Linked DNA regions of Homo sapiens: region 2 is linked to region 1. The links are chromatin loops, found by intact Hi-C in ENCODE. Cell type or tissue: endothelial cell of umbilical vein. All regions are shown on one strand. Each heading gives the region's core, and the rest is flanking DNA. Links, peaks and the distances in the headings are about the cores only.

Region 1 (2,925 bases), core at 252-2,751:
AGTTGCTGGAGCAGGCTGAGTGTCCCCGCGGGGTTTGCATCTGTCCCCAGAACCTTTTCCCCAGGCCCGTGGGGGAATAGGGAAGTCACTCTGAGCTAGAAATTGTCGAAGAAGAAAAGAAACAACCTTCCTAGCCTTGGAAAGCCTGTCCCTGCTTTTGATAGAATTATTGCCTTTTTGTAGGAATTACAGTAGCAAACCCCAGGCTGCCGCTGAATTTCCTACTTTTGCTCATTCTCTAGGATAGTTCTTATCCAGAATGTGGTTTCAGGAATTCTTTTTTTTAGTTTGAAAATGAATGTGAAACATTTTCTTTGGTGTCTTTTTTTTAAAAAAAAAAAACCCTTATTGCTATTTTTTCGTGTTTTTGTTTTGTTTTGTTTTTTGTTTGTTTTACCATTAAGTAATACACATCCCAGAATTTGGCACTCTGTGTTAACTGTGGAGGCAAATAAAATTTAGTTTTAATCTGTGGTGAGCTGAATGCACTACAACACCTTCGAAGTAATCTGATGGTTTCATTCTGTCGAGCCTCATGCTGCCTACAAAACACCACAATTTACCTGGTGTTTTCAACATTTTAAGGAATGAAGATACAAGTAGACATGCAAGTTGGAAATGTTTCTTTAGAAAGGCCATCCAGAATAATGATATCTGTTGCAGTCGTCCAAATGCAATATGAAATTTCCTAGGTGCTATTATAAACGGTGTGGTGTCATACCAAATGCAAAAGCAGTTACAGTATTTCCGAAGTTGGAGTTCTCTTTGTAGGCCTTTCAAATACGTGTTTGCATTCCATAGAGGTCTGCTCACCAACTGTGCCTCTCACCACTGGTTAAAATTGAATTTAAGCCTCATTGACATAAGTCGTTTCTTGATTGAACTCTTCAGTTTTTACACTGGAATTTCTGTAGTTGTCTTGAAAGCTGCATGTCACATCACTGTACACAAAGTGCTTTGGTATTACTCATGCACCGTGGATAGTGATTTCTGTGTCGTTTTCATTTTCAGTTGTACAGTAATATGGAAGGCAGGATGTCTTTCCTAGAGGCTGGAAGAAAAGTGTATCGTACATTTTAAATTTATTTTAGAACAAGTGCATGAGATGTGTCACTGATTTCTGTTATTTATTTGTATGTTTTATTATTCAAAGTGTATGCACTTTTAAGAAGCAGAATTTATATTTTTACGTTTGAAACGTTTTATTTCTGAAACAGCGTTGATTATATAGTATACAGTTGGAATTAAGAGAAAAGTGGAAAATGTAACAAAATACAATAAATTTATTACAAGATGTCCTCTTCAAGCCACATTTCTCCTTTCTCCCCCTTGCCAACTGATATCTTTTTGGTGTTGACTATAATAATAATTGTACTGCATCAGTCTTTACAAAATGCCTTAAAATTGCAGTGTTTAAAACACAAGTTACAGAAAGATGTATACATATGTTTTCTGTGTAAAAGTTTAAAACAAAAAATCACATCCATGCTTGTATAATTTTCACAATCAGGGATGGTTCTTCCCATTTCCTCCATGACGGATTAGAGACAGTTTGTCCTGGGCCATGGAACTGGACAAAAACTCACATTCTGGTTCAATCCAACAGATTTTCAACATTTCGCATTATTTTCCCCCTCTTACCAAACTTTTATGATGGGAAGAAATAGCAGTATAAAAGGGGCCATTCTTCCTGCGCTGTCTCATACCCTAGATATTTAATATTTTTGATACAAACAACATTTTTCCAGCTGTCTTTCCCACCCTTCAGGACAGAACTCCCTACTGAGGATGTCACATCACCTATGGCCACGTGGGGGCACTAAAGATCTCTTATGCATTTTAGAAGTCCAGCCTGCAGGTGGTTAGCCTCTGAGTGTGGAAATGTTTATTCAGTATGAGTTGGGGAATACGGTATCAGTGAACAGGGGTTTCTGTTTAGGGGAGTGCCACCAGCCATCATTTGTTCCCGGAAAGTGTTGAGTACAGATCAGGACAGATCTTGTTTCCCTAAAGCACAGCATTATGGTTTAGGGTTGGGGTGGGGGGAGTTGATGTTCCTGACAAGTGTGAACCACATGCCGTGCTAGGTACAGCACTTCTGAAGCTCTCTAATTTGAAATGGTAAGATTTCGCTTAGGTTCTGTTAGAGAGTTTAACCATGTAGTACGCTGATTATTCAAGAGGCTTCATTATGCCACAAAGTGTTCACATGTCATAAAATATGTAGATTTAATAGTTATGCAGATATTTAAGGATCATTTTGCCTGTCTCCTTAGGATTTGGAAGATTATCTTTCAATACTTGAATGGTCAACGTCTCTCTGAATACTTTTCGGGTCCCTGTAAATCTTCCTGAAGAAAGCAAAGGTGTGATAACACCCCTTGCCCAGAGCTGCATGTTCCTGTGTGTTAAACTGCCCCGTGGGTGATTCTAGGCCACTCTGACTCCGTGGGATGTAGCTTGAGGTCCTCCCCCACCCCAGTATCCCCTTTCTCCCAGCTGGGTTCTGTGTCATATGTTCTAATTCTGTGTACATCATCTAACATAACGTTGAACGGTTAATCACTTCGATTTACTAATACATTCACTTTCCATTGCTCTTCACTCCTTCCTGGGTTCTCCCAGATGGATGCTTCAGGTTTCCTCTCTGCGACCCTGTTCCTTTCTCAGGCTTCTCCACGAGGGTCATCTGGTAGATTTCACCTTGCTGGGTGGGTTGGGTCTACCTTCTGCAAACCCCTCTGGAATTCGGTCTTGGTTTGGTCTGGTCTTAGCTACGTTTTTCACCCTCTGCCAACACCTGCTATACACAGAGGACAGGGCTGTCCTCTCCCTTGGTGGTGCATTTTTGCATGCCATATAACCCAATGGCCTTGCACTCGTTTCTTAGAGCTTTCAGGGATTTGATATCAGTTTGACTTGCTC
Region 2 (2,925 bases), core at 213-2,712, 1.4 Mb after region 1:
TGGACAACGCCGCCAGACGCCCTCTCTACCAAAAAAATACAAAAGTTAGATGGGTGTGGTGGTATGCACCTGTAGTCCCAGCTACTCAGGAGGCTGAGGTGGGAGAATAGCTTGAGCCCAGGAGGTCAAGGCTGCAGTGAGCTGTGACAGCACCACTGCACTCCCGTCTGGGCAACAGAGCAAGTCCCTTTCAGAAAAGAAAGAAAAAGAAAGAAAGAAAAAAAAGTGGGGGAGGACAGGGGAGGGTGTTTTGTTTTTAAACATTACTAAGCAAATTGCTATCTAGAGACCTCCTCTAGTAAAGTTATACATCTAGTGGTGTGCTGGTAAATGTGTAACTACCAGCTTGGAGAAGAAAATGGCTATTTGCAGTGTTTGCCAATTTCTATAGTGTAAATACTCCCATCATGGTCAATTTCAATAATGGCCATGTTTAACAACCAGTTCACTTAAATTCCTACCAAAACAACAATCAGCTCTCATGAACCAGTCCACGCCAGCTCCAGCATCTACAGCTTACATGTAGACAACCATGTGGAGACATATGTGCTGGTAAGAACTACTTTCCTAGATACATTTAAGTGGAAAAAGGCAACAGAAGTTATTTATAATTGGGAACTGCCTGTATAATTTTTTTAATGTACATACAGACTTACATTTACATAGACTATCTTTTAAAGAATATTCAAGAAACCTGAACAAGATTGTGGAACTGGACTGGATGAGAAACTTTTTTTGTTTTGTTTGTTTTTTGAGATGGAGTCTGGCTCTGTCACCCAGGCTGGAGTGCAGTGGTGCAATCTCGGCTCACGGCAAGCTCCGCCTCCTGGGTTCACGCCGTTCTCCCACCTCAGCCTCCCCAGTAGCTGGAACTACAGGCGCCCACCACCACACCCGGCTAATTTTGTTTTTATATTTTTAGCAGAGATGGTGTTTCACTGTGTTAACTCAGGATGGTCTCGATCTCCTGACCTCATGATCTGCCTGCCTTGGCCTCCCAAAGTGCTGGGATTACAAGCATGAGCCACCACGCACAGCCCAGAAACTTTTTATTGTAAACCCTCTAGTAAGTTGCTTGAAGTATTTTTTTTTAATTACTGAATTACTTTTTAATAAAAATTACAATTTTGAAAAATTAAACATCATTAAATTTTTATTTTTACAATATAATTATCCTTCTCTTGACTTCATATCTTTCCTTCTTTGGGGGGTGCTTAAAATAATTCTCACTAGATTCAATAACCCCTAGCCAAAACTGGGTCAGTAAACCAAATAAACTGAAATTAGAATGGTATTTTTTTCATTTTTTTTCCAAATAGCAAAACTGCTGTGGTTCAACTTCAAGCCATTTACCAAAACAATTACCTAAGTAATCATTTCACCTACAACTACTTTTAGTTAAAAAAAAACAAATTAAGCCAAGTATGCAAAGCACACTCAGATATCCTCCAACAGTCCAGCATTCATGAATCTACACAGCAAAACCATTTTGCATCTCCCAGTCCTCATGGTTTCACATGGAAATCATCAGGATCTAATTAGTGACTCAGAGAAAGAAAGCAATAATAGAGTGCCGTGGCGCGCCTGCAAAATTTATAGGTCACTAAAAGTCACCCATAGCAACAAGGCTTCTTGTCTCAGGTCTGCAGTGTGTCACATGCCAGACTCCTCAGACTCAACAGGCAGCTCTGCACATCCACAATCAAGGAGCTTGTTTTCCACACTTCATGGAGACTTCCCTCTTGTCTAGTTTGACTTCCTCTCCATTTTTAGCATCAGAAACACAAGGAAATAAAATTCGTGGTTAGATTGATGTTTCTTCCCCCTGCTCTTTCATCTCCTGCTATGCCAGGAAGTAGCATTAAAGTTCTATCATGCGGTTGCCCAACAGGACACAGGAACCCAGGACCTTCCAACCTGATGACTAGTGAGTGCAATACAGAGAGCTGGAGCTGAGGCTTAATTACACAGGAAGGAGTAGCACTGAAGTAAGATCAGGTTGCTGAATCACGAAGGAGGACATTTTGCAACATATAGATGATATATATACACTCACATTTAAAAGCATTTTTTCTTTACCATGACAAACCACTCGACAACAGGAACATAAAAATGGAGATCTAAGATGGGAAAGGGGAGATCTGTTCTCTCTGCTCTTTTCCACACCCTTCTATATCGAAAGAATTCCCCATTTTCCCCATTATCAACACAAATCTGAAACCATTTGGTAAATATTAAGACAAGCATTAAATCTGAAGGCACTAAGATCTGGGGAGAAAAAACACATACAAGAAATTAAATTAATTTGTGACACCACAAATCCACACAGAATCCAATGGTTATATGAAACGGGCATTATTCCTTAAGACATAGATTTTCATATTTGATAATAATGACATTTGCAAAATCCTAATAGATTTCTTCAAAATGTCTGTGAGCTCTTAAGAGTTTCTGAAGTCAAGGTCAATCGAGGCAGTGAAATAGAAAATCTGAAGATTTTTCAGCCAGGGATGGTGGCTCGCACCTGTAATCTCAGCATTTTGGGAGGCAGAGACAGGAGGATCACCTGAGATCAGGAGTTAGAGACCAGCCTGGTCAACATGGCGAAACCCCATCTCTACTGAAAATACAAAAATTAGCCAGGCATAGTGGCATGTGCCTGAAGTCCCAGTTACTTGGGACTCAGAAGGCTGAGGCCGGAGAATGCCTGAACCCACGAGGTAGAGGTTGCAGTGAGCCAAGATCGCACCACTGCACTCCAGCCTGGGCGACAGAGCAAGGCTCTGTCTCAAAAAAATAAATGAAACACTGAAGATTTTTAAATAGTAACTTGTATTATTCATAAAATAAATAATTTTATATTAATGTACATTAACTTATGAAAATGCAGGAGACTTAAAATCATAACTTTCAAGATGACCTAAA

Evidence for each region. Peaks named below come from ENCODE experiments on the same cell type or tissue, not always from the same donor. Only the 100,000 strongest peaks of a DNase experiment are listed, where the experiment ranks them.
Region 2: it touches region 1 in a loop (5-fold over the local background); 1 of 110 quality-filtered maps calls a loop at or near these places.

Annotation. Positions count from the first base shown.
Region 1 is chr16:23,059,787-23,062,711 of GRCh38, reverse strand. USP31 (ubiquitin specific peptidase 31) reads left to right here. Exons shown (of 16, transcript NM_020718.4): 16 at 1-1,306. Among named protein-coding and RNA genes, the nearest start is that of USP31, 88 kb to the left of the region's middle. In endothelial cell of umbilical vein, for the core only: a CTCF peak has its summit at 1,801 (motif pointing right); a DNase peak (open chromatin) is centred at 1,831.
Region 2 is chr16:21,625,781-21,628,705 of GRCh38, reverse strand. The region is part of intron 4 of METTL9 (methyltransferase 9, His-X-His N1(pi)-histidine); the gene reads right to left. Among named protein-coding and RNA genes, the nearest start is that of IGSF6, 25 kb to the left of the region's middle. In endothelial cell of umbilical vein, for the core only: no CTCF peak of the experiment used is centred there; a DNase peak (open chromatin) is centred at 1,735; H3K27ac peaks cover 1,180 bases.